2 separate regions of the Homo sapiens genome follow, and region 1 is linked to region 2. Evidence: chromatin contacts called from ENCODE Hi-C or POLR2A ChIA-PET data. All regions are on one chromosome and are shown on one strand. Each heading gives the region's core, a stretch centred on a gene start or an enhancer-like site at or near the end of the contact. The rest is flanking DNA. Distances are from core to core; before and after follow the strand shown.

Region 1 (2,811 bases), core at 61-2,560, 180 kb before region 2:
CCCAAGTTCTTTACCTGCAGTTGAGCACTCTCTCCTGAGCTTCAGATCCAGATAACCAGGATCACTAACTGTATGCCCCATGAACATCTTGAGCTCATCACATCTGATACTAAAATCTACATTTCTGGCCAGGCGCAGTGGCTCACGCCTGTAATCCCAGCACTTACGGAGGCCGAGGCAGGTGGATCACCTGAGGTTGGGAGTTTGAGACCAGCCTGACCAACATGGAGAAACCCCGTCTCTACTAAAAATACAAAATTAGCCGGGCGTGGTGGCGCATGCCTGTAATCCCAGGTATTCGGGAGGCTGAGGCAGGAGAATTGCTTGAACCTGGTAGGCAGAGGCTGCGGTGAGCTGAGATTGTGCCATTGCTCCAGCCTGGGTGACAAGAGTGAAACTCCATCTCCAAAAAAAAAAAAAAAACTACATTTCTTCACACCTTAAACCTGTAATGCTTTTCCTTATCTCTAAATTGTACCACCATCTTTTTGGTTGCTTGTACCATCCTGGGTCATTTTCCCTCAGCCTATCAATTACTAAATCCTATTCACTCTTTCTTGCCCTCTTTTTATCTAACCCCTCCTTTCTATTTTTATTGCCATTGCCCATGCCAGGTCCTATTCTCCCTCCCTCCATCTCCCTCTCATTGCTTCCAGAATTAGCCTTGGCCTATGATCCCACAGTCCTGGGGCACGTGTAGATTACCTGAATCTATATAGTTGTAGAACACATGCCCTGAACAACTTTTGACTTCTGGGTTATATGAGAACTTAAAAAGATAACTAAAAAGATTTGTTGATATTGACTGCATTCATAACATGGAATGACTTTACACTTTACCAAATAGTTAATATAAGTGTATGTAAAAATAGGTTATGTATAAAAAAGATAAATAATACAAGAGATCATTTGCTGACTTCCAAATGAGTGGTATAGATAATCCCCATAGGGATTTGGAAGAGTGAGAGATCATTAAGAGTAATGGATTTAATGAATGGAAAGGAACAAAGGAAGTAAAAAGCAGACAAGGGTTGGTGGGGAGGAGGGGTGGAGAGTTGGATAAAAGGGAGAAAAAGATAATGTAAGGTAAGTAGTAAAGATACATGACATTGGGGTTCATGAAATTAAAAAAAGATAGGGCTTCCCAAGGCTGCTCTGACTGCAAAATACACAGTACATGGTTTGGTTGCTGTGTTAATGAAAATAAAGTCTTTTGATTTCATACTCCACTAGTCCTTTAATTTTACTTAATTATTGACTGAACTATGTTCCCAATCCTGGCTAGTCATTTTGGAGTTATCTGTCTTGACCAAACAGGAGATTGGGCAATAGATTGTGTTGTAATCAGAACAAACACATCCTTTGACACCAAAAACAACAACTTAAAATGCATGCCCTGATTATTGTTGTATGTATATTTGAACTATGTGGTCTTCTGTCAATATTCTGGAATTTTCAGATAGCCTAGCATTTTAAAAATTTATTATTTTGGTGACCTCTTCATAGGTAAACACTCTAACTTTAATTTCAAGCTTATCTATTCCAAAGACATGAATGTGTATAATTTATAATGTGGGACTATTCTAAATATATGTATATAGGTTCATTTTTAATTTTTATTTTTTAGAAACAGGGTCTTGCTCTGTCAATGAGGCTAGAGTGCAGTGGTGTGATCATAGCTCACTGCAGCCTTGAACTTCTGGGTTCAAGCAATCCTCCCACTTCAGCCTCCCGAGTTGCTGGGACTACAGGTGCATGCCACCATACCTGGCTAATTTAAAATTTTTTTGTAGAGACAAGGTCTCCCTGTGTTGTCAAGGCTGGTTTTTAATGCCTGGGCTCAAGTAGTCCTCCTTATTTGGCCTGGTAAAGTGCTGGGACTAGATGTGTGAACCACTGTGCCTGGCAGGTTCATTTTTTCAGTTTCATTCAAATCAGTGTATGTTGTATAGCTGTCCTTTTAGAGTTTTGCCTCTGAATTTTCAGAAATTATGTATTTTCTCCATTATCATTTCAATTAATAGTATTTTTTGAAATTGGTCATACTAAGAATTGACATATAAAAACTCCATTTAACATAAAATCATTCTTGGTTTTGAAATATTAATTATAACATAATTAATATATTTCCCTAAGCACCCTATTCAAAGTACTGCTAACATAATATCTTAGAGCAGTGGTTTTCAAACTTTGAGTCAGCTTGCCTATTCTTGGTCTGGCTCTTTCTTGCTCATAATCTATGATGTGCACTGGTGTTTTCAATTATTTTCTATTTTAGTCCAGTTCAGGTTATTTCACTTGCCGGGGGTAGGGTGGGGGAAATGCTGGTTTCAACTGAATAGATGGATTTCATGATTCACTAATGGGTCATAAGATGCAGTTTGAAAAACAATACCTTAGAGTAGACTTTTACAAAAAATAATTTGAAAAATACAGAGCAACATAAAGTAGCAAACCAAATTTGATTCACCAGTTAACTCCTGTTGACATTTCAGAAATAGAAATATATGCATAATAAGAATTCAAACAATATCACAATTGCTATTTGTTATATTAATACAGAAAGATACAAAATGAAAAATGTTAAACCTTTGTCTTCTTTAACACCTGGTCATTCTGCACAAAAGTAGCTAGTAAAAATGGCTTCTTATAATGACGTTTTTTGTGCATGTACCATTACATATGTATCTTTTAAAAATACCAAAGAGATAGATATATATATTCTTTTCCATCTTTATCACTTAATATTATGTCTTAGTGATCTTTCCATATCGACAATACAGATCTTATTTTTTTAACCCCCAAGTCAAA
Region 2 (2,700 bases), core at 73-2,572:
AGCTGACGGTGGAGGGAAAAGCTGCCTCTTCTCCATGATTGTCCTCACCCACCCTCTTGCCTACAGGGGGCTGCTTCTCTTGTGTGGCACATTTGCTTTCACTATTAATAACTGTATAGTTATTTTGCCATCCTATTCTAGTTGTGGACCAGTTGGAGCGGGGCATAGACATAATGCGTGAAGAAGGATGCTGACCCACAGCTATTCTTCCAGAAAAAGGCAGGCACCCCCAAAGTACAAGGGGAAGGGCACTTCCCCTTAGCCAGGTGGAGGCTGGCATGGAACATAAAGTCTTAGTTGAAATGGATATGGCAACCACAAGGAAACATGTGACTTTGCAAAGAGAGACAGATGGACAGTGACTCAGACAACTGTACCATACCAGAAGCACACCAGCTTCCTGAGCACAGAAACATCCATCTCCAGCCCAGCGATAGAAATGTTTGTAAAACAGTGTAACAAGATTCTGCCCAGTTTCCCACTAGGTGTCCGGGGAAATGGGTGGCTGGAGGATAAAGAGGAGGAGGAGGAGGAAACAGGCGCGTTCTGGCCAGTAATTCTCTCAAACGGGATGAGTATTGTTGCCAGCAGGACTTCTCAAAGGAAGGTATCTTAGTTCAGGCTGTCATAACAAAATGCCATAGACTAGGGGGCTTACAAACAACAGAAATTTATTTCTCACAGTTCTGGAGGCTGGTACCCCCAAGATCAAGGTGCCAGCTGGTTCGGTGTGTGGTTAGGGCCTTGATCCTCATAGATGGCCAAATTCTCACTGTAACCTCACAAGGCGGAAGGGGTGAGGGGTCTCTTGGGGCCTGTTTTATGGGGACACTAATCCCATTCATGAGGGCTTTTTACGACCTAACAACCTCCCAACGGCTCTGCCTCTTAATACCGTCATTTTGAGGGTTAGGATTTCAATATACGAATTTGAGGGGGACACAAATATTCAGGTCATAGCAGAGAGTGACTTCCATTTGTCAATGAAACCAGACTGTGTACGTATCACTCTTGCCATCCATACCATGGTTTGCATGTGATGTTGGGCAACAGGTTTATTTGGCTACATTCATGCCCACATCCACTAGACATGCACACTCTTCCCAAGGAGAGGGAAAAAAAAGCTAGAAACTGGTTATGTAACAATCATTAGTTTTATAGCTGAGTAAGTTATGAATAATAGTGCTTTCAGCGATTTCATTACCAATCTGCCCCCAGGAGCAAGATGAAGCTGATAAAATATTTATGGGCTAGTAAATTTTTTCTACTAATTTGCAAGGCTATAATAAAATCCATGAACTTGATGGCCTGCAGGAAACATAACAAGAACTAGGAATGTAGAGTAATTTGGAGCTAGAAAGCCTCTTAAGGCCCTACAGGAAATGACTCCCAGAAAGCAGATGAATCACAGTATTTTAAACAGAAAATAATGATGTTATGTTTGTACTTAACCAGTTATAGCCTGAGAACAATTTTCCACAAGGAAATTGTGGAAATTTCCTGCTCTCCATTATTTTTGCCTTAAGAAATAAAATTAATTCAAGTATATAAAAAACAATATTCAAATAAAAACAATTACTGGAACACAGTGTATCCTGTAATGAATATGAACTTTTAGGATTGTAATTGTTAAGAAACTACAGTATACACAGTCACATTGTGCCCTCTTGTGGCAGAAATATTGTTGTGCTCCGAGGACACGCCCTGGTGTATTTTATTCAGTAATTAATCAGGTTTGTTTGGGGGAAGTCAGTTCAAGTGAAAAGATGGTTTGCAGAAGGTAGTTGGCAAAGAGTTGTTTCTGGGGCACTCTAGAGGGTGCACACCTGGAAGGGGCCGTTCTTAGCCAGGGGAGCAGCTGTCAAAAGGTTTCCTGATGTTTTAACACATGCTAAGAAATACCCATCACAGAATGCTGCTTCAATTGTCTGTCTAATGTTACACTTGCTCATTTAAAATATTTTATTACTAGTTATCCTCATCTATAAATAACAGTAATTGCTATTATTTAGTGAAACAGGCAGTTGATGCACAGTATCTCATTTAATCTCAAAACTATAAGGTAATATAAGGAAACTGAAGATCGCAGATATTAACTAATGCTGTAGTTTACCTAACTAGTAAATGGAAGAGCTGGGATTTGATTTAACTTCCCATGTTTCCATAAGCCTATGCACTTTCCATTCTGCCAAGCTGACTCTCTAGACAAATATTTCCTGAATACTGAATACATGTGAGACTCTGTTGCTGGGTCCCCTGGAATTGACAAGGTGTAAGTAATATACTCCTATCCTTCAGGAACTTATGGCGTAAATAGGGAAATAAAAACATACACGCAAAAGAAACTGCCATACGAGGCAGCATACAAGGAATATCCATGTAGAACTTTTTTTTTTTTTTTTTTTTTGAGACGGAGTCTCGCTCTGTTGCCCAGGCTGGAGTGCAGTGGAGCGATCTTGGCTCACTGCAAGGTCCGCCTCCCGGATTCACGCCATTCTCCTGCCTCAGCCTACCGAGTAGCTGGGACTACAGGGGCCCGCCACCACGCCCAGCTAGTTTTTTGTATTTTTAAGTAGAGATGGGGTTTCACCATGTTAGCCAGGATGGTCTCGATCTCCTGACCTCGTGATCCACCCGTCTCGGCCTCCCAAAGTGCTGGGATTACAGGCATGAGCCACCGCGCCCGGCCATGTAGAACTA

What was found. A loop is a pair of places that touch in the nucleus more often than their neighbours do. ChIA-PET counts read pairs that join two places held with the same protein, here RNA polymerase II (POLR2A). Pooled maps may share reads with other maps.
Region 1: a pooled map shows a loop between it and region 2 (2.0-fold over the local background). The contact joins two enhancer-like sites. A Hi-C loop is called at or near these places in 1 of 168 maps with a recorded cell type or tissue (endothelial cell of hepatic sinusoid) and 1 of 50 pooled maps. POLR2A ChIA-PET finds 5 or more read pairs at or near these places in 2 of 52 experiments (CD4-positive, alpha-beta T cell and CD8-positive, alpha-beta T cell).

The regions. Positions count from the first base shown.
Region 1 is chr6:110,702,655-110,705,465 of GRCh38, reverse strand. All of the region lies in intron 2 of CDK19 (cyclin dependent kinase 19), which reads left to right. Among named protein-coding and RNA genes, the nearest start is that of CDK19, 110 kb to the left of the region's middle. Within about 2 kb of position 1,310, at least 2 of the 41 ENCODE cell types and tissues checked have a DNase peak (open chromatin) inside an H3K27ac peak, as active enhancers do.
Region 2 is chr6:110,527,218-110,529,917 of GRCh38, reverse strand. No RefSeq gene overlaps it. Among named protein-coding and RNA genes, the nearest start is that of SLC22A16, 52 kb to the right of the region's middle. Within about 2 kb of position 1,322, at least 9 of the 41 ENCODE cell types and tissues checked have a DNase peak (open chromatin) inside an H3K27ac peak, as active enhancers do.